4 separate regions of the Homo sapiens genome follow, and all the other regions are linked to region 1. The links are chromatin contacts, found by Hi-C or POLR2A ChIA-PET in ENCODE. All regions are on one chromosome and are shown on one strand. The core of a region is the stretch at or near the end of the contact, and the rest is flanking DNA. Distances in the headings are between cores, read along the strand shown.

Region 1 (7,454 bases), core at 1,515-4,014:
TCAGCCAGGAACCCATCCAATCTCTAAAACATTTTCCCAGATGAGGATGGACCAAATTTAAGAGAGAAACCAGGTCAGCAGGGGGACTTTTCACCTTCCTGCAATTCCTCTTCCAGCTTTGGTTCAGTCATGTAAGCCCTGTCACTCTGACATGTGCTCAGCTGGTTTCCTACAACCATAACTGTGTATTTGCACATAGGTCTAAGGCAGTCATGATGGCATTGTCTTTTTTAATGATCTAGATAGGATCTTATACAATTTTGAAAAAAAGCTTTTTATTTCTTTTAGCCAAATAGTATTCCGCTAATAATCTTAGCCTTGAAACACAGCCCATGCTCTGATAGAAGGGATCTGAAGTTAGAAGATCAGCTTGAGAGTTCAAAGGAAAAAATCAGCTTCTTATTCTACCCATACCCCACCTTGTGAAGAGTAACAGAATTTTTGTGCATGAGAATTTTTTAAAAAGAAGAAAATGTAGTTTTATGGGATTTTGTCATCAAAATGCCTGAGGAATTTAAATATCACAACAAGCTTGTAGGAAAAGCATCAAATTAAAAAATTACACCAGCATAGAAACTTGTGCAGAAAACCTATTGGTACTCATATCAAACCCCTGCAGGGTAATTATTTACTAAATAAATCAGAATTATTCAGTTACTACATATCTTAAATTGGGATGCAAGTAGTGCCACGAGTCTAGCTAAAGATGAGGCCTAACAGCAGAACCAAATTTATAATTCTAGATACTACATTTCAAGAGGAAAAATAAAAGCCATGTTGTCCTTATCAGCTGGGAATAGAGAATTTCAGTATGAACTGAATTTTAATTTCCCATAGTCCTTAGAAGTTACAATAAATTAATCCGGCAAAGAAGATTCAAAAGCTATTTTTTGCCACCTAAGAAAATACATGGACCTGCATTATAGTTGCTATTATATTTGCACAAAGAAAGTTGCCAAAGAAAATGTAATAAACCATCCAGGAGTAAAGTTAAACTTTCCAAAAAGAGCTGATTTATCTTATAAAGAAGAATAAATGCAATATTTTGATGAAACTGATCATACCCAATAATGACATCAACATAATTCTGATATTTTTAGAATCCTAGAGGGCTATCTCATTTGATTTACACAATTAAAGGTTAAAAAAAAAACTGTATCTTCTTTGTGTTCAAACCTGTACCAAAGATCTTTAACCCTTCTCTTTATTCTTTTAAAGACTGCTTCCCAGTTCATAAAGCAAACTCCTCTAAGCAGTACTCACAATTTTTAAAAGAATGTACAGATAACCCTAAGATAACTTGTGAGAGCCACTCTCATCCTGCAACTCACTCCACAGAATATTAAAATGTTAAAGCACAGAATGCTAAACCCACCACCTACAGTCTCATGTATATATGAACATCTAATTATCTACCCTGTAAATTTTATCGAGACTAACTATAAGTACTTGTCCAGATTTCTTTGTTTAATATACCACCAAAGTCATTTACCTGTGATTTTTCATTTTTCCCCATTTTTGTTTTGATCAGGACACAATACAAAATTTTTATCAAAGGTATCAATCTCTGTATTTAGCATAATTCATAACCTAATTTAACAATTACTTTAGTGAGCATCTGTACAATATCTGTTTTAAAGACCTATAGGTAAAAGAAACTATTATTGACCATATAAGGTATCAACCAAAACTGTGCTTGGTGTATACACCAACTTTGTAACCACAAAATGGTTACTTTGTCCAATGCAGAGCCCAGGGGAAATACTTTTTTTGTAACTGAGTTTTAGAAATTATTCATTCTAAAACCACATAAAATAATTTTTAAACAAAATCACTCTTATCTGCCCTGAAATTAACTAATTGTATCCCTTTATTCTAAGTCACATCTCCTCAAAATTTGCAGGTAGAAATCCGCTTCCTACACAGTTTCAGCTTTCTCCAAAAATATCAGATACGCAGAAAATAAAATAGAAAACATTCTGCCTTGATGAGTAGAAAAATGATTCTAGAAAAGGGTAGGAAATCCCCTTCTGAATCCAGGTGTTTCAACTTCATTGAATACTGCTGTGTGGTTTGTTACCGGTTTTTTAATGAGAACAGGCTTGTGTACCACAAACTGTGTCCTCACTGTTATAAATGGGCCACTAACTTAGCCAGTAAACTTGTATAGGATGTGATGTGTCCAGTCCTTTGGGCAAGATGCCCCACCCTTTTTAATGAGGAGGAGGGGGCATTTTAAACCACCAAGGGAAAATATTGAGCATATTGAATGTGAAACTTCTGATTCTTCAATTACATTATTTTTCCCCCAGGGATAAAAAGGAGGGCACTCTCTCTATCAGAAGGGCGGTGTCACGTGAAGTGCAGCTGGTGCGGGTGGTGGAGAGGCCAAGCCTTTCGCAAACCACCTACAACTCTTACCACCTGAATGAAGCTTCTGAGAAGGGGTACTGCATCTTGAAGCCAGACAAGAATCCCTGAAGGGGAGAGGGAGTGAGGAGGGAAGGGGGGAGACTGGGAAACAAGAAATCATCTCCTCTGACCTCTAGTGAAGTGCCAGGTTTTTTCTTTAGCTCTTCACATTTTCTAAATTTGCAGATCTGGTGTCCCGTTTTGCGGTTCCTGCAACTGCTGCAGACGCCACAGTTGATGAGCCTCTTGCAGGGCACGCAGACCCCACACCTTTTCCTCTTCTTCTTGGCTGGGTTGGCTCCGCCAGCTCCCCCTGAGGAGGACGAGGAGGAGGAGGAATGATTCTGCGGGCAGTCTGCCAGATTGGCAATTTGAAACGCACTGTCTGTGACGGCTGCTGAGGCTGCTGCGGGGGAGTGAAGGGCTGTCATGACGATGACCCCTGGAGGTAATGAGATGCCCCCTAAAGCCGGGATAGCGGAAAAAGTCCCCACGCGCTCGGGGAGATTCATTATCTCTGCTTCAGCAGCGCCGCATTTGAGCTTGTTCATGCATTCCCCCGCCAAAGGTCTGCAGTGTTCAGGGGATAAGGTGGAGAGGAAATTAGTATTTGCCATTTGCAACGACGGCTCTGGCGGGCAGCCAGCTTTCCCCAGCCTCTGGGAGTCGTTTCGGTGGTGCATGCTGGTCCTGCTGCCGCCGCCGCCGCCGCCGCCGCCACCGCCGGCGGGGAGGATCGCCGAGGAGGAGGAGGCGGAGGAGGAGGCGGCGGCGGAGGAGGATTTCCTGCCGCCCCCACCACCCCCGCCCCCGCCTCCGCCGCCGCCGCCGCCGCCGCCACCCCCCCCGCCGCCGCCCCCGCCCCCGCCGCTGCCCCAGAGCATGGCGGTGGCGGCGGCGGCGGTGGCCGCGTTGTCGCAGTTCCAGGGGGACATGCCGATGCGCGCGGCGGCCGCGGCGGCGGCGGCGCTGCTGGGGAAGATGGGGGTGGTGATGCGCGCGATCTTGGCCGCCTGTGGGAAGGCGCCCCCGTTGGTCTTGTAGAAGGAGGTGGCAAAGGAGCGGTAGCGCTCCATTTCCGAGTTGTAATCCACAAGGCTGTTCAGAGCCCCCTCGGGCAAGTGGCTTTCCTTGGGCAAGCCCGGGGCCTCCGGGCTCGGCCCGGGCTCCACGCAGACATTGGTGTTCATGGTGCAGGGGGGGAAGAAGGGGTGCAGGGTGGAAGTGGGGACCGCCTGGTCCGACACCTGGGTGGAAAAGGGGGAAAGGTGGGGGGGAGGGAAGGGAGTGATGGTGGTGTTGGGGTGGGGGCCGAGGCGGGTGGGGAAAGTGGGTTCGGGTGGGGAGAGCAAGGTGAGGGCTGCTTTATTCCTCTCTGGGGCTCATTTCCACAGACGGTGAATTCCCAGGCAGCGTCTTCCTTTGCATTATCCTCCAACTGTTACAACTAAAATAAAGAAAGTCATTCCAACGAGCTGCACGAGGAAAAAGATTAAAAATAAACAACCTCCCTCACTAACCCACCGCAGACACCGAAAGCTCCCACATTCTTCCATCAGGTCGTTTGCATAAGAATCATCAAGACGTGACCCCCCCCAGCCCATCCCCCCCAACTCTCCCAACCCCCGCTCCCTCCCTCCCCACAGCAAACCACAGCTCCTCCCCCCTATTCTTATAACCCTCCTGAGAAAATGTATTAATAGCCAGGATACCCAGGGAAAGAAGGAAGACGGGGGTGACAAACGCCTAAGGAAAAGGGCAATTGGAGTGCTAAAGACATGCAAATCATGGGTGGGAGGGCGATACTACCTATAAGCAGAGGGCATTTAAACATTATGAAATGTGTGAACAAGTGCTGCCTGGGCATGCAAATGCTGTAAAGTAGAAAACAGCAATGGCCCTATGAGGAAAATGAACAGGAAATTAGCAAATGAAGTACTGAAAAAGTCTACAATACATCCGAGTATAAACTGTAAGCAAACACAATACAACTGAGAGCTAAGAGACTGCCCACATACAATCTGAACTAAAGAGGCAGGGAAAAAAGAACTACCAGCTGCCACAGTATCCTTCTGTGTCTGCGGTCATTAGTTTGAATCCCAGCACAGCTGGCTCTGTTAGGGTCTTAATTCAATGGACCAAGGACAGGTCTCAATTGTACAAGCCATTTGGTGGTGGGTCTTGGTGGGGGTAAGAGGGTGGTGTTCTACTTGATTTTTTTTAAGGTAGAAAATAAAGATAAGCCAGATAATTACATATATACATATTTATTTATATCAGCAATGTCTCAGGTTTTAAACCAAGTGCCTGCAGCCTCTATAAGAATATTCCTAATCATTCCTAATGGAGATTGCTGTCTCTTCCGAAGACAAGAGGAAAGCATGGGACTTTTTGAAAAGGATATCTCACAATCACTGATTTTTACATTGAGTAAAAGGGGGGGGGGCTTTAACGTGTTCTTTGCCAGAGAAAAATAACAAAATTATTTTTTAATTTTGCTCTTTTTAAGAGGAAAGTTTAATGTTAACTGGGTATTTGCATTAATCTCCTTGCTTACAGGCCATTATTATGCTTTAGGAAGAGGTATTTTAGTTGTTTATTACAGAGGGAGAAGTACATCACAGCCTTTTAAGAAGCAAAGCAAAGGCATAAAGTGTATATTCACTTAAAAAACCAGTTTCTTTGTTTCCAGATTTTTTGGCCAGAATATCTTTTTGTGACATCTTTTGAAGCCCATAGATTGGTCTAGAATGCAGAGTTCAGGGAATTCTACATGGGGGCCCAATAGTCTCCGTCTCAAATATTCAGAGTTCAAAATGGTTATCAATTATAGTAATTATGCTTATAATTAGGTTAATGAACCAGTTATGCCCAAACTCCAAGTGCAAAAACTTCAAGACCTACTGATGAGGTGCTCTAAAAAGAGGGGTTTATGTAAACAAATCCCTATTAGGCAAAGTAAATCAAGATAAGGAACCTCACCCCAGGCTGGATTAGAAGCTTGCAGGCATCTTTCAATCACAGCAAGTCCCTAATCACTCAGGAACCACCTCTGTGGTTTCGCATTAGGGAAAACTGCTGCCTTCTCAGGTCTGAGGGCAATACAAAAGGTGCCCCCAAAATGCTCTTGGCTAAATATTCTTGATGCTTGGAAGGGGTGAGGGAAGACACAGCAAGAATATGCATATAGCTTCAGTTTCTGCGAATCACATTGTAACTGCAAGACCATAATAACTGCTACTCAGTAAAAACTAGTTATGTCAACCATGCATTAGATATCATCACATTGAGTGGAGGGAAAATTTTCAACCTTTTAGTCTTTTGACCTTGTTCCAAATAAATAAATAATTTAACGTCCCTTTTTTAGAGTCTTAGAGTGGTGTTTCCAAACACAAGCTTTCCTTGCTTTTCTGATTGCCATCACCATCCCTCTTCCTACCTCAAGGTTTAATACCACCAGAAACTGTAGAAAATGATTATGCCCAGTATCCAGGTCATTATTGTTTAATCAATGCATCTCTGGAGCATGAAAAAGGTATCTAAGCCACAGCTATTGTTTGGATTTTATTTAAAAACAAAATAAAACACACACAAATAACTATAGTTCTATGCCAAAGCTAAATTAGAGATCCATACTTCATGATCCTGTTTTGCCTTTAAACAATGTGACTTTACATGCCTAATACTGTATGTCTGGTCTACCAGAGACATAGAGATCAAAGGTCATATTTAACATTCAGGAGGAGGGGCGGGTGCAGACTAATTAATAAATTAATACAGCGACGCTTTTTCTTGCTGGAGTCCAGCATTAATAATCTACTTTCACAATCCCAACGGACAGCAAACATTTAAGAGAAAAAAAAGCCAGAGAAAGAGAAAGAACAATCACTTACCAGTCTCTTTTTATTTGGGGAGCCTTAGAATTTGCAGACGCTGCCAGTCTGCCTTTAATTAGTTGCACATCACCCCCTAACACAAAGAAACACAAATCCAGATGTGTCTTGGCAGCTCCCAATTACAACTTTAATACTTGTAAACAAACTGTTGGGGGGGGGGGGGTAAATAAATATGCGGATCAAAAAAAATACCTGTAAATGGCTTTTTTTTCTTGTTGCAGAGAGAAGGAGGAGGAGATGGTGTTAGTGGTGGGGGTGGAAGGAGGAGGAGGTGGGGGGAGAGGAAAGAGTCGAGTGTGAGTGTATGTGTGAGAGCGCGGGTCTGTTGTCGGTGGTCTCTCCTCTCCCAGCGCGTTGCTCTCCGTCCGTCTCCAGTCGCTGTGTGCGAGGGAGGGAGGGAGCCGGGGAGTCTCTCCTCTCTCTCTCCCCTCTCTCTCTCTCTCTCTCTTCCCCTCTCTCTCACCCTCCCCCCTTCTCTCTCTGTTTGTGTGTGTGCGAGTGTGCGGTTGCTGGGGGAGGGGAGCCACAGAGAAAGGCGAGGGAGGAGGTGTGGAGGCTGGGGGCGGGGGCGCGGGGGTGGGGGTGATTGGCGCCGAGGTGAGGAGGACGCAGGGACGTGGACACCTACTGATGATTGGCTGCAAATTACACGGGGAACAAGAGGCGCACGCGGGCCAGCGCTCCTTTTCACAAATCCTCTCCTCGGCAGAGGAGCCACGTTTTCCCTGCTCGCCTGCGGATCGCCCTCCCTCCTCGCGCCCGGCTCTCCGGCTCAGCCCAGCACACAGGGCTGTTGATTATTTTCTTTTGCTCTCGGAGATAATTGTTTGGAAGGGTTGGAAAGAGGGCGTTTCCGCCACTCTGCGTGTGGGGTGTGTGTGTGCGTGCGTGTGCGGGTGTGTGTGTAAATAAACTTGTCTGGGATTTCTGGCTGGGTTGAGAAGAGCAATACAAGAAACAGAGAAAAGGTCATGTTTGTTTGAAGAATGCTCTTAGTTCGTACCCAATGGCATGGTTTTAAATAAATTTCCTGGTGTACCCAGGAAGACTTTAAAAAAAAATACCATTTAGATCTTTAAAGTAAGGGAAAACGGACCGGTGTGGTTCTTCAGACCCTCGAAGTACTATTATGCCAGAATGTAAAAA
Region 2 (7,454 bases), core at 1,256-3,755, 810 kb after region 1:
CGTGGCACATGTATACCTATGTAACATACCTGCAGGTTCTGCAATGTATCCCAGAACTTAAAGTATAATATTTTTTTTAAAAAGTCACTATTCAGGTTCAACATCAGATTTGAGCCAGCAGAAGAAAGAAACAGTGAACTTGAAGATACAACATTTAAAATTATCAAGTCTAAAAACAGAACAAAAGACAAGAAAAGTATACAGAGCCTAAGGAATTTATGGGATACCATCAAGCTGAACAATATAAGCTGTATGGAGTCTCTGAAATGTGGGTGGTCAGAGACTTTCTTTGAAGAAATAATGGCCAGAAACTTTCTAAACTTGATGAAAGACACAAATATACATCCAATAAGCTTGAAAAATCAATTATGATAAACCCAATAAAATATTTATTATGTACAAGGGAGTCCCAATATGATTATTAGCCAATTTCTCAGCAGAAACTTTGAAGGCTAGAAGGCACTGGAATGATATATTTAAAGTGCTGAAAGATAAAACTCAGATAAGAATTCTATATTTGGCAAAACCATGCCTTTAAAATGAGGGAGGAGTAAAGACATTCCCAGAAAAACAAAAAACTGAGGGAGTTTATAACCACTAGATCTGCCCAGCAAGAAATACTAGAGGGAGTCCTTTGCAATGAAGTAAAAAAAATTAGACAGTAACTCAAAGTTTTATGAATATATAAATATCTCTGGAGAAAGTAAACACATGGGCAAATATAAAAATCAATATTTTTATAAACTTGGTTTCTCATTCTACTTTTAATTTTCTACATGATTTAAAAGACAAATGCATAAAAATAGTTATAAATCTGTGGTTATAGGCATATAATGTATAAAGATGTAATCGGTGACATCAATAAAGTGAAGGAGAAGAAAGAACAGGATTTTTTGTAAGCAATTGAAGCTGAAGTGGTATAAATTCAAAAAAGATTGTTAAAACTTTAGAATATTATATGTAGTCCCTATGGTGACCATAAAGAATATACAAAATGTACACAAAAGGAAATGAGAAGGGAATCAAAACTTGTCATGATAAGAAATCAACTAAGGCAGTAATGGAGAAAAAGAGGAAGAAAAAGCTAGAATGTATACAGCAACCAAATAAAATAGCAAAAGTAAGTCCTCACCAATGAATAACTACATTAAGTGTAAATGGATTAAATTTTCCAATCAAAGGACATAGATTGGCAAAACTGATTAAGGAAAGCAGGATACAATTTTATGAGATTCATTTTAGAGCTAAGAATACACACAGATTGAGTGTGAAATAATGAGAAAAGGTAATCCATGCAAACAGCAACCAAAAGAGAGCAAGGATGACCATATTTATATTAGACAAAGTCAACTTTTTTCTGGTGTACATAGAACATTCTTCAGAATAGAAATGTTAAGCAACTGAAGCTTAACAAAAAAGTCTTAATAAATGTTAAACATTTATTAACAAAAAAGTCTTAACAAATGTTAAAAGGTTGATATCATACAAAGTATCCCTTACAATTATAATGGAATGAAACTAGAAATGAGTAGCAGAAGGAAAACTGGAAAATTCACACACATTGAAATTAAACAATATACTCAAACAGCCAATGGGTTAAAGAAGAAACTATAGAGAAACTGGAAAATATTTTGAGAGAAATGAAAACACAACCCCCCGACACTTATGGCATGTACAGAAATCAGACCCAAGAGAAAAATGTATAGCTGTAAATGCTTACATTAAAAAGAAGGATGTCAAATTAACAATGTACTTTACACTTTTAGGAACTAAAAAAAGAAAAAACTAAACCCACAGCCAGAAGAAGGAAGGAAAGATTACAACAAAGATACAATACAGGATACAAAAAAAAAAAAACAAAAAAATTAAACCAAAAGTAAGCTCTTAGAAAAGATCAACAAAATGTTTAGCTAGAATGACTAAGAAAAAAAGCTCAAGTAACTAAAATCAGAAATGAAAGAGGATATTACTACCAATTTTACAGAAATAGAAAACGATTACATCAGTGATTGTCAGAGTTAGAGGTGAGGAAACAAATAGGGCACAGAAGATTTTTAGGGCAGTGAAACTACTTGGTATGACACTGTAATGGTGGATACAGGTATATATTTGTTTAAATCCATAGAATGTACAAATCGAGCAAACCCATGTGTAAACTGTGGGCTCTGCATAATTATGTGTCAATGTAGGTTCAGCCAAGCAAAAGTGTCCTTTTCATGATAAAGATTCAAAATGATGCCCCTCAATGCTAACTCAATTAAGCATCTACAACAGGCCAGGCTTTGTGGTAGAACTACAAACAGCGTTGGAAATAACGGTAAGTTTCAGCCCCTACAGACTTCAAGTATAGCTGCAGGTTGAGAAAATCATATTCAATAAGTGCTCAGTTGCTTATGGTTTGCGATGGCAGTGATGGTCAGTCCAAGTATTTTCAGGTCAAGGCACACAACTTTCCAAAGATTATGCTTTCATCTGCCATACAGGCTGTGATATTACTCACATATTTGCAGCTTAGGAAGTTCCCAAGAGGGCTTGAAGCAAGAGGCTTGCTATGGATATTACTAATCACTAACATTTAAGAGTACTGTGGGCTAAATATTGATTTCAGCATTTTACATGTATTTATTCTTTTAATCCTTATAACCACAATTTAAGGGAAGTACAATTTTTATCTCCATTTCATGCTTGAGAAAACTGAGACACAGAATATCAATAATTTTCTTAAAACAGAGCTAATAAGTGGCTCCAGAGCCTGGTAGAAAGCAAGGCAGATATGAGGAGTTCTATTCTATCAGGGCAATAGGATGTTGGGCTGCCCAGTCAGAACAGTGAAAAGCCCAGTAGGCCAGCCTTTCCCCCAGCTGTCCAATTTTTTAATAGAGCTCCTGGTGGCAACATGTAGATTAGCCTTATTTAGACCTGTCAGCAAAGTCCTGGGGATCATGTCTGGGCCCCGTTAATAAATGGCTAAGATACACTGCCTACCATTTCTCTGTTCCACAGAAAGGGGTCTGGGTCAGTGAGAAAGAGAGTGGGAAGGAAAAGTCAAAAACATCCTCAGTTCCAATGACACAGCTTAGGATGGTGAGTATATGTCACATACACATTAAAACCCCCCTAATTAGGTTGTCCACTTCTGACTCGGAAAAGCCTCAGTGGAAAACATTATGCCATGATGCTACAATACCTGGGATTCTGCTCTGTTCAGCACTTCCAACCTTGAAGGACAAAAGCAAAACAGTGTGGGTGTAGGTGGGTGTGTGTCTGGCTGCAAGCACATGCCAGCCACTGCTGTCACACAGCCTTGCCTATGCCTTGGTATATTAAAGAGTGGTGAGTCACTCACACTTATGATAACCATTCATAACTAGAATTTTAGAAGAGGGGAAAACCCCAGGGCTGTACAGAATGACACGTGACACTCTCCAATGGAAGGACAGAAAGAGCAGAAGCCTCTTGCTAAATCTAACCATGAGCTCTTTCAGAGAAAAGAGGGCCGTTCAGCTTTTCTGCGTCACTATTAATGTGAGCCAGCTGGAAACAGAAAGAATGACTCAAGAGAGTACTACCTATCCTGGAAATGGGGTCAAAGCAGGTATGGTGGGGGAACTGGTTGTGGGCGAGACTGAAGGAGGAAGAAAGATGAGATGTGTGTTTCCTCAAAGTTGATGCTCCTCTCAGTTATTTACTCTTCTCAAGGGTGTCATCAGTATTCTCGGAAGGTCTCAAAAGTGGCAGGGTTCCACCTACCTCAGGTTTTTTTTGCATATTTAATCTTTTATATTTAATATTTAAAAACAATTTTTACATCTTTCACCGCAGGAATTTCCAGTTTGTAAATTGGAAAGCGCTGGAAAGCTGGACCCACTCAGTAACAAGACAACTCCAATCAAAGCAGGTGTTTGCAGGCATCAAGGTCAAGCTGGGCTGGGACAGCCAAGGGCAGCCCAGAGGTCCTTCTCATAGCACTACCTTCTCATAGTACTACCCTGTCTTGAGCAAAGACCCTTGTGGGACCATCAGCAGGATTTGGATGACTAACAGAGGGCAAATTTCATGCTGCTTTGAGCCTAATGCCTCTTTGTTTTTACTGCATTTTTTTTTAATTTTTTTTTTTTTATTATACTTTAAGTTTTAGGGTACATGTGCACATTGTGCAGGTTAGTTACATATGTATACATGTGCCATGCTGGTGCGCTGCACCCACTAACGTGTCATCTAGCATTAGGTATATCTCCCAGTGCTATCCCTCCCCCCTCCCCCGACCCCACCACAGTCCCCAGAGTGTGATATTCCCCTTCCTGTGTCCATGTGATCTCATTGTTCAATTCCTACCTATGCGTGAGAATATGCGGTGTTTGGTTTTTTGTTCTTGCGATAGTTTACTTAGAATGATGGTTTCCAATTTCATCCATGTCCCTACAAAGGACATGAACTCATCATTTTTTATGGCTGCATAGTATTCCATGGTGTATATGTGCCACATTTTCTTAATCCAGTCTATCATTGTTGGACATTTGGGTTGGTTCCAAGTCTTTGCTATTGTGAATAATGCCGCAATAAACATACGTGTGCATGTGTCTTTATAGCAGCATGATTTATAGTCCTTTGGGTATATACCCAGTAATGGGATGGCTGGGTCAAATGGTATTTCTAGTTCTAGATCCCTGAGGAATCGCCACACTGACTTCCACAATGGTTGAACTAGTTGACAGTCCCACCAACAGTGTAAAAGTGTTCCTATTTCTCCACATCCTCTCCAGCACCTGTTGTTTCCTGACTTTTTAATGATTGCCATTCTAACTGGTGTGAGATGATATCTCATAGTGGTTTCGATTTGCATTTCTCTGATGGCCAGTGATGATGAGCATTTTTTCATGTGTTTTTTGGCTGCATAAATGTCTTCTTTTGAGAAGTGTCTGTTCATGTCCTTTGCCCACTTTTTGATGGGGTTGTTTGTTTTTTTCTTGTAAATTTGTTTGAGTTCATTGTAGATTCTGGATATTAGCCCTTTGTCAGATGAGTAGGTTGCGAAAATTTTCTCCCATGTTGTAGGTTGCCTGTTCACTCTGATGGTAGTTTCTTTTGCTGTGCAGAAGCTCTTTAGTTTAATTAGATCCCATTTGTCAATTTTGGCTTTTGTTGCCATTGCTTTTGGTGTTTTGGACATGAAGTCCTTGCCCACGCCTATGTCCTGAATGGTAATGCCTAGGTTTTCTTCTAGGGTTTTTATGGTTTTAGGTCTAACGTTTAAATCTTTAATCCATCTTGAATTGATTTTTGTATAAGGTGTAAGGAAGGGATCCAGTTTCAGCTTTCTACATATGGCTAGCCAGTTTTCCCAGCACCATTTATTAAATAGGGAATCCTTTCCCCATTGCTTGTTTTTCTCAGGTTTGTCAAAGATCAGATAGTTGTAGATATGCGGCATTATTTCTGAGGGCTCTGTTCTGTTCCATTGATCTATATCTCTGTTTTGGTACCAGTACCATGTTGTTTTGGTTACTGTAGCCTTGCAGTATAGTTTGAAGTCAGGTAGTGTGATGCCTCCAGCTTTGTTCTTTTGGCTTAGGATTGACTTGGCGATGCGGGCTCTTTTTTGGTTCCATATGAACTTTAAAGTAGTTTTTTCTAATTCTGTGAAGAAAGTCATTGGTAGCTTGATGGGGATGGCATTGAATCTATAAATTACCTTGGGTAGTATGGCCATTTTCATGATATTGATTCTTCCTATCCATGAGCATGGAATGTTCTTCCATTTGTTTGTGTCCTCTTTTATTTAGTTGAGCAGTGGTTTGTAGTTCTCCTTGAAGAGGTCCTTCACATCCCTTGTAAGTTGGATTCCTAGGTATTTTATTCTCTTTGTAGCAATTGTGAATGGGAGTTCACTCATGATTTGGCTCTGTGTTTGTCTGTTATTGGTGTACAGGAATGCTCATGATTTTTGCACATTAATTTTGTATCCTGAGACTTTGCTGAAGTTGCTTATCAGCTTAAGGAGATTTTGGGCTGAGATGATGGGGTTTCCTAAATATACAATCATGTCATCTGCAAACAGGGACAATTTGACTTCCTCTTTTCCTAATTGAAAACCCTTTATTTCCTTCTCCTGCCTGATTGCCCTGGCCAGAACTTCCAACACTACGTTGAATAGGAATGGTGAGAGAGGGCATCCCTGTCTTGTGCCAGTTTTCAAAGGGGATGCTTCCAGTTTTTGCCCATTCAGTATGATATTGGCTGTGGGTTTGTCATAAATAGCTCTTATTATTTTGACGTACATCCCATCAATACCTAATTTATTGAGAGTTTTTAGCATGAAGGGCTGTTGAATTTTGTCAAAGGCCTTTTCTGCATCTATTGAGATAATCATGTGGTTTTTGTCTTTGGTTCTGTTTATATGCTGGATTACACTTATTAATTTGTGTATGTTGAACCAGCCTTGCATCCCAGGGATGAAGCCCACTTGATCATAGTGGATAAGCTTTTTGATGTGCTGCTGGATTCGGTTTGCCAGTGTTTTATTGAGGATTTTTGCATCAATGTTCATCAGGGATATTGGTCTAAAATTCTCTTTTGCTGTTGTGTCTCTGCAAGGCTTTCGTATCAGGATGATGCTGGCCTCATAAAATGAGTTAGGGAGGATTCCTCTTTTTCTGTTAATTGGAATAGTTTCAGAAGGAATGGTACCAGCTCTTCCTTGTACCTCTGGTAGAATTCGGCTGTGAATCCATCTGGTCCTGGACTTTTTTTTGGTTTGTAGGCTATTAATTATTGCCTCAATTTCAGAGTCTGTTATTTGTCTATTCAGGGATTCAGCTTCTTCCTGGTTTAGTCTTGGGAGGGTGTATGTGTCCAGGAATTTATCCATTTCTTCTAGATTTTCTAGTTTATTTGCATAGAGGTATTTATAATATCCTCTGATGGTAGTTTGTATTTCTGTGGGATTGGTGGTGATATCCCCTTTATCATTTTTTATTGCATCTATTTGATTCTTCTCTTTTTTCTTCTTTATTAGTCTCACTAGTGGTCTATCAATTTTGTTGATCTTTTCAAAAAACCAACTCCTAGATTCATTGATTTGATTTTTTTGAAGGGGTTTTTGTGTCTCTGTCTCCTTCAGTTCTACTCTGATCTTAGTTATCTCTTCCCTTCTGCTAGCTTTTGAATGTGTTTGCTCTTGCTTCTCTAGTTCTTTCAATTGTGATGTTAGGGTGTCAATTTTAGATCTTTCCTGCTTTCTCTTGTGGGCATTTAGTGCTATAAATTTCTCTCTACACACTGCTTTAAATGTGTCCCAGAGATTCTGGTATGTTGTGTCTTTGTTCTCATTGGTTTCAAAGAACATCTTTGTTTCTGCCTTCATTTCATTATGTACCCAGTAGTCATTCAGGAGCAGGTTGTTCTGTTTCCATGTAGTTGAGCAGTTTTGAGTGAGTTTCTTAATTCTGAGTTCT
Region 3 (7,454 bases), core at 3,082-5,581, 750 kb after region 1:
TACGTGTGCAATATGCCTTTATGGTAGAATGATTTATATCCCTTTGGGTAATATGCCGAATAATGGGATTGCTCGGTCAGATGGCAATTCTAAGTCCTCTGAAATTACCGCACTGCTTTCCACAACAGCTGAACTAGTTTACATTCCCACAAGCAATAAGGGGATAAGTGTTCCCTTTTCTCTGCAGGAATGATTAATTCTTTTAGAGAGTCAAAGATGGAATCCTAGGGAAGATGATATCTGAGGCAGGTTTAGAGTCATTGGGCAAATAAGGGGATTAAGAAGGCATTCTAGGCAGACAGAAAACCAAAGGCATGAAGCTCTGAAACAGCTTACTATGTTTGGATATTTATAAGCTGTTGTTATTGTTGGAGTATAAACTGTAAGAGAGAGTAGGAGGACAGAAAAAACAGCCTGTATGCGGGGGGAAGAAAACATTTAAACAGAAATTCTCAAAAGATTTGGGCAGCCAGCCCCTCTAGAGAAAAACATAGAATCACCTAGAAAGGGTTTTTCATAAAGTACACTTTTCATCACCCCTATTCTGTCACCTGGAATATTGATAACACTGAAGGGAGTGTGCCTTATCTCTCAGGTGTATTTGGATGAAATAGTTTGAGAACCATGCAGGCAAGTTTAAGCCAGTGTGTTAAAGAGAATATGACATCAGATTTGCATTTTACAATCTTCCTTTTGATAACAAAGGGAACCTTAAAGGGCTGGAGGGGAAGGGCAGACGGGGCTAGGGGAGGAGAACCCTTTTAAAAAGCTACTGCAGGTGGGGTGCGGTGGCTCACACCTGTAATCCCAGCACTTTGGGAGGCCAAGGCAGGCAGATCACCTGAGGTCAGGAGTTCAAGACCAGCCTGGCCAACATAGTAAAACCCCATCTCTACTAAAAATACAAAAATTAGCTAGGCATGGTAGCAGGCACCTGTAATCTCAGCTACTTGGGAGGCTGAGGCAGGAGAATTGCTTGAACCTGGGAGGCAGAGGTTGCAGTGAGCCAAGATTGTGCCGCTGCACTCCAGCCTGGGCAAGAGAGTGAGACTCCATCTCAAAAAAAAAAAAAAAAAAGCTACTGCAGTAGATCAGGAGGAGGCACAGTGATAAAGAGAAGATCTGAGCTATGAAGTGGCAGTCAAGATGATTAAAGGAATATATAGGAAGTACAGTTGATAGAACTTAGCAAGTGATTAGGTAAATGAAGTGCTAGAGAAAATAAAGGGGATATTTTTCAATTGTTTTTAGCATTTTGGCAAAAAATTATTTAGGAATGAAATTGATGCTAGTAACTAAGAGTATGAACTTCCCACATTAGCTGGTAATTTTGATCACCCTTGTTCTCCATGACCATAAATATTTTAGAGTTGCTATGAAGACAAGAATGTTTATTTCCTGAGTAGCTGTCAGTTGTCACTATGAAACATGAAAATAAATATCAGTTTGCTATGTCTAGGTATTCCGATATTTATCCACAATTATTCCTTAAGATATATTAGTATTTTTATAGATAGATAGATAGATAGATAGAAATAAACACATTTTAATTTTTGTTTCCATGCTCTTTAGAATTCAACTAGAGGGCAGCCTTGTGGATGGCCCCGAAGCAAGCCTGATGGAACAGGATAGAACCAACCATGTTGAGGGCAACAGACTAAGTCCATTCCTGATACCATCACCTCCCATTTGCCAGACAGAACCTCTGGCTACAAAGCTCCAGAATGGAAGCCCACTGCCTGAGAGAGCTCATCCAGAAGTAAATGGAGACACCAAGTGGCACTCTTTCAAAAGTTATTATGGAATACCCTGTATGAAGGGAAGCCAGAATAGTCGTGTGAGTCCTGACTTTACACAAGAAAGTAGAGGGTATTCCAAGTGTTTGCAAAATGGAGGAATAAAACGCACAGTTAGTGAACCTTCTCTCTCTGGGCTCCTTCAGATCAAGAAATTGAAACAAGACCAAAAGGCTAATGGAGAAAGACGTAACTTCGGGGTAAGCCAAGAAAGAAATCCAGGTGAAAGCAGTCAACCAAATGTCTCCGATTTGAGTGATAAGAAAGAATCTGTGAGTTCTGTAGCCCAAGAAAATGCAGTTAAAGATTTCACCAGTTTTTCAACACATAACTGCAGTGGGCCTGAAAATCCAGAGCTTCAGATTCTGAATGAGCAGGAGGGGAAAAGTGCTAATTACCATGACAAGAACATTGTATTACTTAAAAACAAGGCAGTGCTAATGCCTAATGGTGCTACAGTTTCTGCCTCTTCCGTGGAACACACACATGGTGAACTCCTGGAAAAAACACTGTCTCAATATTATCCAGATTGTGTTTCCATTGCGGTGCAGAAAACCACATCTCACATAAATGCCATTAACAGTCAGGCTACTAATGAGTTGTCCTGTGAGATCACTCACCCATCGCATACCTCAGGGCAGATCAATTCCGCACAGACCTCTAACTCTGAGCTGCCTCCAAAGCCAGCTGCAGTGGTGAGTGAGGCCTGTGATGCTGATGATGCTGATAATGCCAGTAAACTAGCTGCAATGCTAAATACCTGTTCCTTTCAGAAACCAGAACAACTACAACAACAAAAATCAGTTTTTGAGATATGCCCATCTCCTGCAGAAAATAACATCCAGGGAACCACAAAGCTAGCGTCTGGTGAAGAATTCTGTTCAGGTTCCAGCAGCAATTTGCAAGCTCCTGGTGGCAGCTCTGAACGGTATTTAAAACAAAATGAAATGAATGGTGCTTACTTCAAGCAAAGCTCAGTGTTCACTAAGGATTCCTTTTCTGCCACTACCACACCACCACCACCATCACAATTGCTTCTTTCTCCCCCTCCTCCTCTTCCACAGGTTCCTCAGCTTCCTTCAGAAGGAAAAAGCACTCTGAATGGTGGAGTTTTAGAAGAACACCACCACTACCCCAACCAAAGTAACACAACACTTTTAAGGGAAGTGAAAATAGAGGGTAAACCTGAGGCACCACCTTCCCAGAGTCCTAATCCATCTACACATGTATGCAGCCCTTCTCCGATGCTTTCTGAAAGGCCTCAGAATAATTGTGTGAACAGGAATGACATACAGACTGCAGGGACAATGACTGTTCCATTGTGTTCTGAGAAAACAAGACCAATGTCAGAACACCTCAAGCATAACCCACCAATTTTTGGTAGCAGTGGAGAGCTACAGGACAACTGCCAGCAGTTGATGAGAAACAAAGAGCAAGAGATTCTGAAGGGTCGAGACAAGGAGCAAACACGAGATCTTGTGCCCCCAACACAGCACTATCTGAAACCAGGATGGATTGAATTGAAGGCCCCTCGTTTTCACCAAGCGGAATCCCATCTAAAACGTAATGAGGCATCACTGCCATCAATTCTTCAGTATCAACCCAATCTCTCCAATCAAATGACCTCCAAACAATACACTGGAAATTCCAACATGCCTGGGGGGCTCCCAAGGCAAGCTTACACCCAGAAAACAACACAGCTGGAGCACAAGTCACAAATGTACCAAGTTGAAATGAATCAAGGGCAGTCCCAAGGTACAGTGGACCAACATCTCCAGTTCCAAAAACCCTCACACCAGGTGCACTTCTCCAAAACAGACCATTTACCAAAAGCTCATGTGCAGTCACTGTGTGGCACTAGATTTCATTTTCAACAAAGAGCAGATTCCCAAACTGAAAAACTTATGTCCCCAGTGTTGAAACAGCACTTGAATCAACAGGCTTCAGAGACTGAGCCATTTTCAAACTCACACCTTTTGCAACATAAGCCTCATAAACAGGCAGCACAAACACAACCATCCCAGAGTTCACATCTCCCTCAAAACCAGCAACAGCAGCAAAAATTACAAATAAAGAATAAAGAGGAAATACTCCAGACTTTTCCTCACCCCCAAAGCAACAATGATCAGCAAAGAGAAGGATCATTCTTTGGCCAGACTAAAGTGGAAGAATGTTTTCATGGTGAAAATCAGTATTCAAAATCAAGCGAGTTCGAGACTCATAATGTCCAAATGGGACTGGAGGAAGTACAGAATATAAATCGTAGAAATTCCCCTTATAGTCAGACCATGAAATCAAGTGCATGCAAAATACAGGTTTCTTGTTCAAACAATACACACCTAGTTTCAGAGAATAAAGAACAGACTACACATCCTGAACTTTTTGCAGGAAACAAGACCCAAAACTTGCATCACATGCAATATTTTCCAAATAATGTGATCCCAAAGCAAGATCTTCTTCACAGGTGCTTTCAAGAACAGGAGCAGAAGTCACAACAAGCTTCAGTTCTACAGGGATATAAAAATAGAAACCAAGATATGTCTGGTCAACAAGCTGCGCAACTTGCTCAGCAAAGGTACTTGATACATAACCATGCAAATGTTTTTCCTGTGCCTGACCAGGGAGGAAGTCACACTCAGACCCCTCCCCAGAAGGACACTCAAAAGCATGCTGCTCTAAGGTGGCATCTCTTACAGAAGCAAGAACAGCAGCAAACACAGCAACCCCAAACTGAGTCTTGCCATAGTCAGATGCACAGGCCAATTAAGGTGGAACCTGGATGCAAGCCACATGCCTGTATGCACACAGCACCACCAGAAAACAAAACATGGAAAAAGGTAACTAAGCAAGAGAATCCACCTGCAAGCTGTGATAATGTGCAGCAAAAGAGCATCATTGAGACCATGGAGCAGCATCTGAAGCAGTTTCACGCCAAGTCGTTATTTGACCATAAGGCTCTTACTCTCAAATCACAGAAGCAAGTAAAAGTTGAAATGTCAGGGCCAGTCACAGTTTTGACTAGACAAACCACTGCTGCAGAACTTGATAGCCACACCCCAGCTTTAGAGCAGCAAACAACTTCTTCAGAAAAGACACCAACCAAAAGAACAGCTGCTTCTGTTCTCAATAATTTTATAGAGTCACCTTCCAAATTACTAGATACTCCTATAAAAAATTTATTGGATACACCTGTCAAGACTCAATATGATTTCCCATCTTGCAGATGTGTAGGTAAGTGCCAGAAATGTACTGAGACACATGGCGTTTATCCAGAATTAGCAAATTTATCTTCAGATATGGGATTTTCCTTCTTTTTTTAAATCTTGAGTCTGGCAGCAATTTGTAAAGGCTCATAAAAATCTGAAGCTTACATTTTTTGTCAAGTTACCGATGCTTGTGTCTTGTGAAAGAGAACTTCACTTACATGCAGTTTTTCCAAAAGAATTAAATAATCGTGCATGTTTATTTTTCCCTCTCTTCAGATCCTGTAAAATTTGAATGTATCTGTTTTAGATCAATTCGCCTATTTAGCTCTTTGTATATTATCTCCTGGAGAGACAGCTAGGCAGCAAAAAAACAATCTATTAAAATGAGAAAATAACGACCATAGGCAGTCTAATGTACGAACTTTAAATATTTTTTAATTCAAGGTAAAATATATTAGTTTCACAAGATTTCTGGCTAATAGGGAAATTATTATCTTCAGTCTTCATGAGTTGGGGGAAATGATAATGCTGACACTCTTAGTGCTCCTAAAGTTTCCTTTTCTCCATTTATACATTTGGAATGTTGTGATTTATATTCATTTTGATTCCCTTTTCTCTAAAATTTCATCTTTTTGATTAAAAAATATGATACAGGCATACCTCAGAGATATTGTGGGTTTGGCTCCATACCACAATAAAATGAATATTACAATAAAGCAAGTTGTAAGGACTTTTTGGTTTCTCACTGTATGTAAAAGTTATTTATATACTATACTGTAACATACTAAGTGTGCAATAGCATTGTGTCTAAAAAATATATACTTTAAAAATAATTTATTGTTAAAAAAATGCCAACAATTATCTGGGCCTTTAGTGAGTGCTAATCTTTTTGCTGGTGGAGGGTCGTGCTTCAGTATTGATCGCTGTGGACTGATCATGGTGGTAGTTGCTGAAGGTTGCTGGGATGGCTGTGTGTGTGGCAATTTCTTAAAATAAGACAACAGTGAAGTGCTGTATCAATTGATTTTTCCATTCACAAAAGATTTCTCTGTAGCATGCAATGCTGTTTGATAGCATTTAACCCACAGCAGAATTTCTTTGAAAATTGGACTCAGTCCTCTCAAACTGTGCTGCTGCTTTATCAACTAAGTTTTTGTAATTTTCTGAATCCTTTGTTGTCATTTCAGCAGTTTACAGCATCTTCATTGGAAGTATATTCCATCTCAAACATTCTTTGTTCATCCATAAGAAGCAACTTCTTATCAAGTTTTTTCATGACATTGCAGTAACTCAGCCCCATCTTCAGGCTCTACTTCTAATTCTGGTTCTCTTGCTACATCTCCCTCATCTGCAGTGACCTCTCCACGGAAGTCTTGAACTCCTCAAAGTAATCCATGAGGGTTGGAATCAACTTCTAAACTCCTGTTAATGTTGATATATTGACCCCCTCCCATGAATTATGAATGTTCTTAATAACTTCTAAATGGTGATACCTTTCCAGAAGGCTTTCAATGTACTTTGCCCGGATCCATCAGAAGACTATCTTGGCAGCTGTAGACTAACAATATATTTCTTAAATGATAAGACTTGAAAGTCAAAAGTACTCCTTAATCCATAGGCTGCAGAATCAATGTTGTATTAACAGGCACGAAAACAGCATTAATCTTGTGCATCTCCATCGGAGCTCTTGGGTGACTAGGTGCCTTGAGCAGTAATATTTTGAAAGGAGGTTTTGGTTTTGTTTTTTGTTTTTTTTTTTTGTTTTTTAGCAGTAAGTCTCAACACTGGGCTTAAAATATTCAGTAAACTATGTTGTAAAAAGATGTGTTATCATCCAGACTTTGTTGTTCCATTACTCTACACAAGCAGGGTACACTTAGCATAATTCTTAAGGGCCTTGGAATTTTCAGAATGGTAAATGAGTATGGGCTTCAACTTAAAATCATCAACTGCATTAGCCTGTAACAAGAGAGTCAGCCTGTCCTTTGAAGCAAGGCATTGACTTCTATCTATGAAAGTCTTAGATGGCACCTTGTTTCAATAGTAGGCTGTTTAGTACAGCCACCTTCATCAGTGATCTTAGCTAGATCTTCTGCATAACTTGCTGCAGCTTCTACATCAGCACTTGCTGCCTCACCTTGTCCTTTTATGTTATAGAGACAGCTGCGCTTCTTAAACTTTATAAACCAACTTCTGCTAGCTTCCAACTTCTCTTCTGCAGCTTCCTCATTCTCTTCATAGAACTGAAGGGAGTCAAGGCCTTGCTCTGGATTAAGCTTTGGCTTAAGGAATGTTGTGGCTGACGTGATCTTCTATCCAGACCACTAAAGCGCTCTCCATATCAGCAATAAGGCCGTTTTGCTTTCTTACCTTTCATGTGTTCACTGGAGTAATTTCCTTCAAGAATTTTTCCTTTACATTCACAACTTGGCTAACTGGCATGCAAGGCCTA
Region 4 (7,454 bases), core at 3,318-5,817, 700 kb after region 1:
CCTATTGACTCCAACCCTGACCTCCTGTACTTCACCTGCCTGATGAATATTTATTTGGAATACATAAGTTTTTTCAAATGCATCATGTCAAGAATTTGTCATTTCAGATTCCTTTCTAGAATTATCTATTTATCTCATTAGTAGCATCATTCTTTCAGACAACCAAACTCAAAAGCTTTATCACTATAATTGAATTTCTTTTTTCTTCTTACATTTAAAATGTTACTAAATGCCATTCATTTCTTTATCAGTAATATTTCTGTTTGATCATTTTATTTCATTTATTCTGCCACCCTCTCATTCCAACTATTGCTTATACTTGAGTACTGCAATAAGCCAATATCTTGCATATGATTATTTATAACACCTAAATCTTCTACCACTTCACACTCACTGGGATGGATATAATTTTTAAAACATACAATAACAGGTGTTAGTGCGGATATGGAAAAATTGGAACCCTGACACATTGCTAGTGGAATGTAAAAAGGTGCAGCCACTTTGCAAAACAGTTTGGCAGTTCATCAAAAGATTAAGCATGGAACTACCATAAGACCCAGTAGTTTCGCTCTTAGGGATTCCACTCTCAAGAGAATTGAAAACATATGCCCATACAAAAACTTATAAACATTGTATATCCATGTTTGTTGCAGCATTATTCACAATAGCCTAAAGGTAGAAGCAACCCAAATGCCTACAGATGGATGAATGGATAAACAGAATGTGGTATAGACATACAATGGACTATTATTCAACCTTAAAGAGGAAGAAAATTCTGACACATGCTAGAAAATAAATGGATCTTGTATACATTCTACTAAGTGGAATAAGCCAATCACACAAAGAAAAATATTATGATTCCACTTACATGAGGTACTTAGAATAGTCAAATTAATAGAGGCATACAGTAGAATAATGATTGCCAGGGGCTGGGAGGAGGAGCAAATGGGAAGTTATTGTTTAATGAGTATAGAATTTCTGTTTAGGAAGATGAAAAAGTTCTGGAGATGGGTGGCAGTGATGGTTGCACAGCAATGTGAATGTACTTAATGCCACAGAATAGTATACTTAAATATGGTTTGAATGGCAAACTTTGTTACATACATTTTATCACAATTAAAAAGTTTGAAATGAATATCCAAAGAAGCATTATTTATGAGGCTAAAAGTGGAAGTAACCCAAAAGTTCATCATTGATAGCTAAAGGAAACATGGCATATCAAAACAGTAGAATATTAGTCATACAAAGGAATAAAGTACAGACACATGCTGCAATACAGATGCACCTTAAAAACATTACACTAAGTGAAAGAAACCAGACGTAAAAGGCCAAATTTTGTATGGTTTTATATATATAAAGTCGTTCAAAATAGGAAAACCCATAAAGACTGAAAGTTGATTAGTGGTCACCAAGGCCCGGGGGAGGAATGAATGAAAACTGGCTCCTAATGGGTACTGGGTTTTTTGGGGCGAGGGGGACAGAGTGATGAAAATATTGTAGAATTTGATAGTAATGATAGGTGAGAGTGGCATAATTTTTTTTAATATACTAAAACCCACTGACTCATATACTTTACAAGGATGTATTTTATGGTATGTGAATTATATCTCAAAACACCCCTTAAATTTTAACGTATGGCTTTTATGATGCCATGTTTCTAAAGAAGCAACGTGTCCCAGTCTCAGCTTACTATTTCTAGGCATGTGACTTTGAGAAAAAATTAAGAGACCTCCCTTCTTACTCTGTAAAATGGGAATAATAATAATGATGATAATGATAATAATAATGATCTTACCAGATTTTTTTGAGTGTTAAATGAGGTAACATATGTAGTGCATCTAGCATAGTGTCTGGCATTTACCAAGAACCCCGGGAACCTGAGCTTCAACTGCTTCTGATACTATTCCAGATACTATTTCAGGATATTCCAATACTGTTTCCATATATTCAGGACAATGGACCAACTCCTTTAGCCATTTTATCAAAACTCTTTAGATTCTGTTTCAAATCGGTCTTTCCAAAGTCTTCTTGTGCTCCTTTGTAGACACTCTTCAGTCAGAGAGAGCTTTTTAATCTCCTCCAATTTGCTGCAGCTGTATCTGTGCCTCAAAACAACGCTTTCTCCCCATTCCTCTTTTCTCTCTGCCCTTGGAACTCTGTGGACTTCTCTCATGTTTTTAACCTACTCCCTTTTATCAGTGCATGTCATCTCCACTTATTTGTAGCACCCAATATTTTTACTACATCTTTGACCAATTAAGTCTTACTTGGGTTATGTTTTTAAAGTAGGTATCTTATTAGGTGGTCCTTTTAAAGTATATGTCCAGTCTCTCCAGCTAAATTAAAACCCTTGAGCACAGAGACCACATGTTATAATGTTTTACCTTTTCCATAGCACTTAGCATGTTACCTTGACATGGCATATACTGAATGAATGCTTGCTATTTATGAGTTTAGTTAGTGCCACATCTCATGAAGTACAGGGACTTAATGATTCTCAATCCTGACTTCATCTTACAGTCACCTGGAGAATAAAGTTTCCTCTTAGCTCAACAAGTCAGAATCTCTGAGCAAAATCCTCAACTTCTTACCTAGGTGATACTCTTGTAAGCCACACTGTGAACCACTGGATTCAACAGATGAAGTAATATAAGCCACTGGCTCTTAAGCCTCATTGATTATTGCGGTGAAGATGTGAAGACTAAAGATGCTTTGGGCATGGCAAAGTGTTCTACAGATATTAGAATTGTTATTATGGTACATTTGAGAGTGTCATTGCTTTGAGAAAGATTCTCTAAGTTTTTTAACAGCCACACTGTAATGGAAATATCCAATTATAGGTATCCAAAACCTTTTAAACTCTTTATATCAGGTGTATATACCCTGTTCCTTTTTGCTAACTTAAAAATGTTCAAACTCTGTCTTCTCTAGGCTGGCAAACATTCAGCAGCACACCCTCTCAAGATTGTTTACTTGCCTTTGCTCCTGTTGAGTTACAACGCTTGGAAGCAGGAGATGGGCTCAGCAGCAGCCAATAGGACATGATCCAGGAAGAGCAGTAAGGGACTGAGCTGCTGGTAAGACAGTGGAGACAGTTGACACTTGTTTGTCAAGTATGAATTTATTCCTAATGTAATGGTAATCTCTCTCCCAAACTTCAACTTCAAGTTACCCTGCACCCTCTCAAATACTTTTCTTTATTGTCTATGCTTAGGACACATGGATTAGATTGTTAAGATTTGTGAATTTACTAAAGTTGTGTACTGACTTATGTATAGCTGTATTTTTCTGGAGAAAGATAGATTTTTATCAATTCTCAATGTCTATGGAGTTTTTAAAAAGAGGTAAGGATTATTCAAATGTAACTATAAACATAAGAAAATGTGATATCTATAACCAGTTGTTAGAGTATTTATCGCCTCCATTTTGCTTCACTTGTAGCCACTTCGTCTCAATCTTGTTAAGGACCAAATAAATGGTATTTGTGGTTACTTGCTGATCTGAAAAGTGAGTACCTCCTGCACCTGGCTAGTCAGTCTTGTGACAATTTGGTGCCATAGAACTAGCAGAGAACTAAATTATGGAATGGCAGATCTCAGGAGCAGCTATGTGATTTTACATACGGTTTGTTTTTAATGGATAGAGACAGAGTCTGGCTATGTTGCCCAGGCTGCTCTGAAACTCCTGGGTTCAAGCCATCATCCTGCCTTAGCCTCTTAAGGAGCTGGGATTACAGGTGCATGCCCCCAGGCCCAGTTCATATGATTTTCTGAAAATACAAAAGAAAGAGGGAGATACAAAATACTTTTTTAATCATGTTCTTATAATTATCTTAATAAAAATCAATTTGCTCTGAATGCCATGACCTGCTGAGTGTCCCAACCTAAGGGTTGTCAGACCATTTTCTCATATATGCATGTATAGAAGTAGGGAACTAATATATTTTTGTCTAAAATGTTTAAGATGAAGATGAGAATGAATTCTACAATATATAATTTTGCCTGAACTATATAAGACAGTTAAAATTATAGAGACATTGCAGGAGAGACTCTGGATTAGATAGAAAAAAGGAAGAATTAGGCTTTTTTTTTGTCTATAATCCTTTTAGTAGGTAATTCAGCTTCAGTTTCACTAAATCTTGTTTATGCATTCAGCATAACAAATCTTCTAATAAGCCTGTATAGCTCTAATCTCTGCCTTACTGCAGACACCTGAGGATATAAGTATCCACTCTGCCACTTGATACTTCTCAGAGACTGTTCTGGTGCTGAGAAATCCTTTCCAGTGTGTCCTCAGTTGAACTCCCATGATTCCTGGATGTTGCCATTTTCAAGACACAGGGCAAGCGCATCTGTCTAGATTACCTCTCTACCTTGGGAATTTTAAGTCACTCTGTGAGGGAAAGAGAACTCAGTATAGTAGTAACTCTCAGAATGAAAATTTTCCCCTTGCATGTTAATATTTTTAGAGTAATCATTGTCACTGAAAATAGACTTCCTCTTTCCCCTCTCATGCTGGAAAATCTTAGGTAATTATGAATAAAGCATTCTTTACTTTTCCCCTCCTCCCTTGATGATTGCTTTACCTCACTCTGTGAGAACTGTGACTACTCATTCTGCTCTTGTCTTTTACATGAGAACTGAGAGCGCATTTTTAAGATGGAATTTTCCTCCTTAATGAAGTCATAACATTAGTCAGAAGATTTTCTCTTCTTGAACGTTAAGCCTGGGTAAGGAATAAAGTGCAGAAGTTTATGGAAAATTATAAGATAACTTAAAAAAAAAACGAAGACAACAAATTAAAATATTAGCCATTGAGGGAAAAGGTTTTACAGGTAGCTCTCTGAGGAGTTCTTCCCTCATATCTCCTCAAAAATCTTGTTTTGCATTTAATTTTTTACAGTTGGATAAGCTCAGCCCTTGACATATTTTCAATAGCAAATAAGCCTAGAGTTTATTTTTAGTACATTTATTAGGAATGTGTTCTTGGGAAAATTATTTAACCTCTGTAAGCCCTGCTTTAAATGGCAAAGAAGAAAGTAGGTAATAATAGATAATAACAGGATTATTTTATGCATTACCTGTACATTGCCCAACATATAGTAAGTTCTCAATTTTATATTGGTATTTGTTTTATTATTAACCACTTTTATTAATGTTGCTTTTAGTTTTTGAAATATGAATTCATTCAAAAATATTTCTTGAGCACCTGCCAAATACCAGGCACTCTTCTAGGAACTAGAGTGGCATTAATGAGTAAGAGGCAAAAATCTCTTCCCTTGTTGAGCTTAGAATCCATTAGAGTAAGAGACAGACACATACAAAATAAAATGTATAATATAGTAAATACCAAGAAGTGCTAAGTTTTAAAAATGTAAAGCAGAAAAAGGAAATTGAGTGGCAGGGTTAGGTAGTAATTGAAGATATAGTAGTCAAGTAAGGCAGCTTCAAGAGAAGATTATGTCTTAAATAAAAATCTGATAAAGATATAAAAACAAGCCATGAAGTTATCTGAAGGAATTGCAGGTAGTGGAGAACAGCCAAAAGACCTGGAGTAGTAAAAGGTTTTATGCAGAGTGATTTAAAAAGAATCACAGTATCTTATACATCAGTAAATATTTACACATACACTTAAGTAAGTGATATGGACAAGAACTTTGGAAGTTGAATAGCAAGGTCCATCTGGACTATAACAGAGGAGGCTTCACAAAGGAAGGTGACAGGGCATGGCCTGGATCCTGAAGGACAGGAAGAATTGGGATCGATAACAAAGAATGACATCCCAGTGGAGAGAAGTGGAGGGGAAACAGCATGAAATGGAGTGAAATAAGAATGTTGGCCTTTAGGGCAGGAATGGGCCAGGCAGAGGGCAAGTGGGAAGCAGGAAAAAGGCGACCTTGTATAAAGTTCATGTTGGCAAATAGAGAGAAGATGGGAAAGCAGGGTAAGGCCAAATTTAGTAAAATCCTAAAGTCAAGCTAAAGATTATTGCATGCTATCCTGAAAATATTGGGGAATAATTAGAGCAGATGAGTAGAAAGGTGAATTCTTGTATTTAGCTATATCATTATTTTTACAAATTTAAACAAATAAGGAAATGGAGGCAGTAGTTGGAGTAATTTAGGAGATAAATTGAAAATGGATTTTGTTAAGAGAGAAGGGAAGATAGATTTTATATATTTTAAGGAAAAATCATGAGGATTTATTTGCTGACTGCACGTAAGAGATAAAAGAGAGGAGTCAAAGATTTCTCTAAAATTTTCAAAATGATTAATTACGTGTTGGTATTAAAAGAAATAGGGAAGTTGGGACATATGAGTTTGAATTCAGCATGAGTCAGTTAAGACAATCAGATGCAGATATTCTTAAGGCAACTAAAGTTCATTTGATATTTGTCATATAGGCTGAATTAAGTTTCTAAGAGCTGTTTTTACTATGCATTAAATCCGTGTAATACTAACATAGTACAAAAGTTGTTTGCTATCCAAATTTTGTATTTTTATAATAAGTTGGAGAGACAGAGAATCAAAAAATTATTGATTTGGAACCATTAGACATCAGCTAGTCCAATTAGTTCATTTTGTGGAAGGAAAAAGGATACCCAGAGATGTTACATGACTTTATAGCCATGCCTCTAGCTAGTATCTAACTTGGTCTAGCCCAGGTCTCCATACTGAGACTCTCCTCCTGCTAATAAAAAAATAATAAAAAAGTATTAGTGGTTTGTATTTTGCTGGCTTGCTTGTGGAGAATAGGATTAGAAGGTTTGACTTGCCTGTTAGCACTCTCTTGTAGCCATTTTTCTAATTAACATACACATTTTACCCTTTCTCATGAAACAGATCTAACTTGTTTAGAAGCTTCAGTCTTCTTGATTTAATTAATCACTTTCTCCCACCTTTAGTCATTGTTGAAGTTTCCTGATTTACAATGTTATCTTTTTATCTTTTCAGTAGTATAAGGAGGAATGATATTTCTACTGTTGTACTATTTTTCTGTTTATCTTTCAGAAGAAAAATAGCTTTTCTTATTGGCCCAAAAAACCATCACCCTACAGGAAATAAATCACACTCTTTGCTTGATTTTCCTGATCTGGCTACTGATTTCTCTTCAAATTTAAGCCAATACTTAGACTTTAAGACTTCATTGTTACTTCCTTACAGGTCATTCTTATGAACTAAAATCCATAGTCATTGTTCTAGCAAGCCTGAGCAGTTTATTCTTTGAGTCACAGGATTATAAAAGAAAAAATAGACCTTAGAGATCATAATACAGTGCTCTTCAAACTGTACTCTTCAATTTTTCTACTACTTATCAGTTGTTTTTTATTCTAATAAAATATAATTACCTAGCAAGTGAGCAGACATGTATTTACAGTAGCTTTACAATTCTTTATACACTTCTTTACTCTCTCCATTACACATGCCACATGGTATGATACAAGTCATAACTCAA

Evidence for each region. A loop is a pair of places that touch in the nucleus more often than their neighbours do. ChIA-PET counts read pairs that join two places held with the same protein, here RNA polymerase II (POLR2A). Pooled maps may share reads with other maps.
Region 2: a map of GM12878 shows a loop between it and region 1 (6-fold over the local background). The contact joins the enhancer-like site here to the promoter of CXXC4-AS1 in region 1. A Hi-C loop is called at or near these places in 1 of 168 maps with a recorded cell type or tissue (GM12878), 22 of 37 single-sample maps with no recorded cell type and 6 of 50 pooled maps.
Region 3: a loop to region 1 is called in a pooled map, with 3 times the contacts of the local background. The contact joins the enhancer-like site here to the promoter of CXXC4-AS1 in region 1. A Hi-C loop is called at or near these places in 2 of 37 single-sample maps with no recorded cell type and 3 of 50 pooled maps. POLR2A ChIA-PET finds 5 or more read pairs at or near these places in 1 of 52 experiments (MCF 10A).
Region 4: a loop to region 1 is called in a map with no recorded cell type, with 13 times the contacts of the local background. The contact joins the enhancer-like site here to the promoter of CXXC4-AS1 in region 1. A Hi-C loop is called at or near these places in 10 of 37 single-sample maps with no recorded cell type and 4 of 50 pooled maps. POLR2A ChIA-PET finds 5 or more read pairs at or near these places in 1 of 52 experiments (T-cell).

Annotation. Positions count from the first base shown.
Region 1 is chr4:104,488,201-104,495,654 of GRCh38, forward strand. It overlaps CXXC4-AS1 (CXXC4 antisense RNA 1), which reads left to right and starts at 2,765. Exons shown (of 10, transcript NR_125926.1): 1 at 2,765-2,860. CXXC4 (CXXC finger protein 4) reads right to left here and starts at 6,694. Exons shown (of 3, transcript NM_025212.4): 1 at 6,501-6,694; 2 at 2,544-3,859. The coding sequence starts at 3,602. RefSeq lists enhancers at 1-129, 4,132-4,181.
Region 2 is chr4:105,303,131-105,310,584 of GRCh38, forward strand. All of the region lies in intron 2 of TET2-AS1 (TET2 antisense RNA 1), which reads right to left. Among named protein-coding and RNA genes, the nearest start is that of TET2-AS1, 46 kb to the right of the region's middle. RefSeq lists an enhancer at 3,288-3,567. Within about 2 kb of position 2,506, at least 2 of the 41 ENCODE cell types and tissues checked have a DNase peak (open chromatin) inside an H3K27ac peak, as active enhancers do; they include GM12878, where a contact is called at or near this core.
Region 3 is chr4:105,232,325-105,239,778 of GRCh38, forward strand. It overlaps TET2 (tet methylcytosine dioxygenase 2), which reads left to right. Exons shown (of 11, transcript NM_001127208.3): 3 at 1,573-5,027. The coding sequence starts at 1,619. All of the region lies in intron 2 of TET2-AS1 (TET2 antisense RNA 1), which reads right to left. Among named protein-coding and RNA genes, the nearest start is that of TET2, 89 kb to the left of the region's middle. Within about 2 kb of position 4,332, at least 2 of the 41 ENCODE cell types and tissues checked have a DNase peak (open chromatin) inside an H3K27ac peak, as active enhancers do.
Region 4 is chr4:105,187,429-105,194,882 of GRCh38, forward strand. It overlaps TET2 (tet methylcytosine dioxygenase 2), which reads left to right. Exons shown (of 11, transcript NM_001127208.3): 2 at 2,932-3,077. The region is part of intron 2 of TET2-AS1 (TET2 antisense RNA 1); the gene reads right to left. Among named protein-coding and RNA genes, the nearest start is that of TET2, 44 kb to the left of the region's middle. Within about 2 kb of position 4,568, at least 4 of the 41 ENCODE cell types and tissues checked have a DNase peak (open chromatin) inside an H3K27ac peak, as active enhancers do.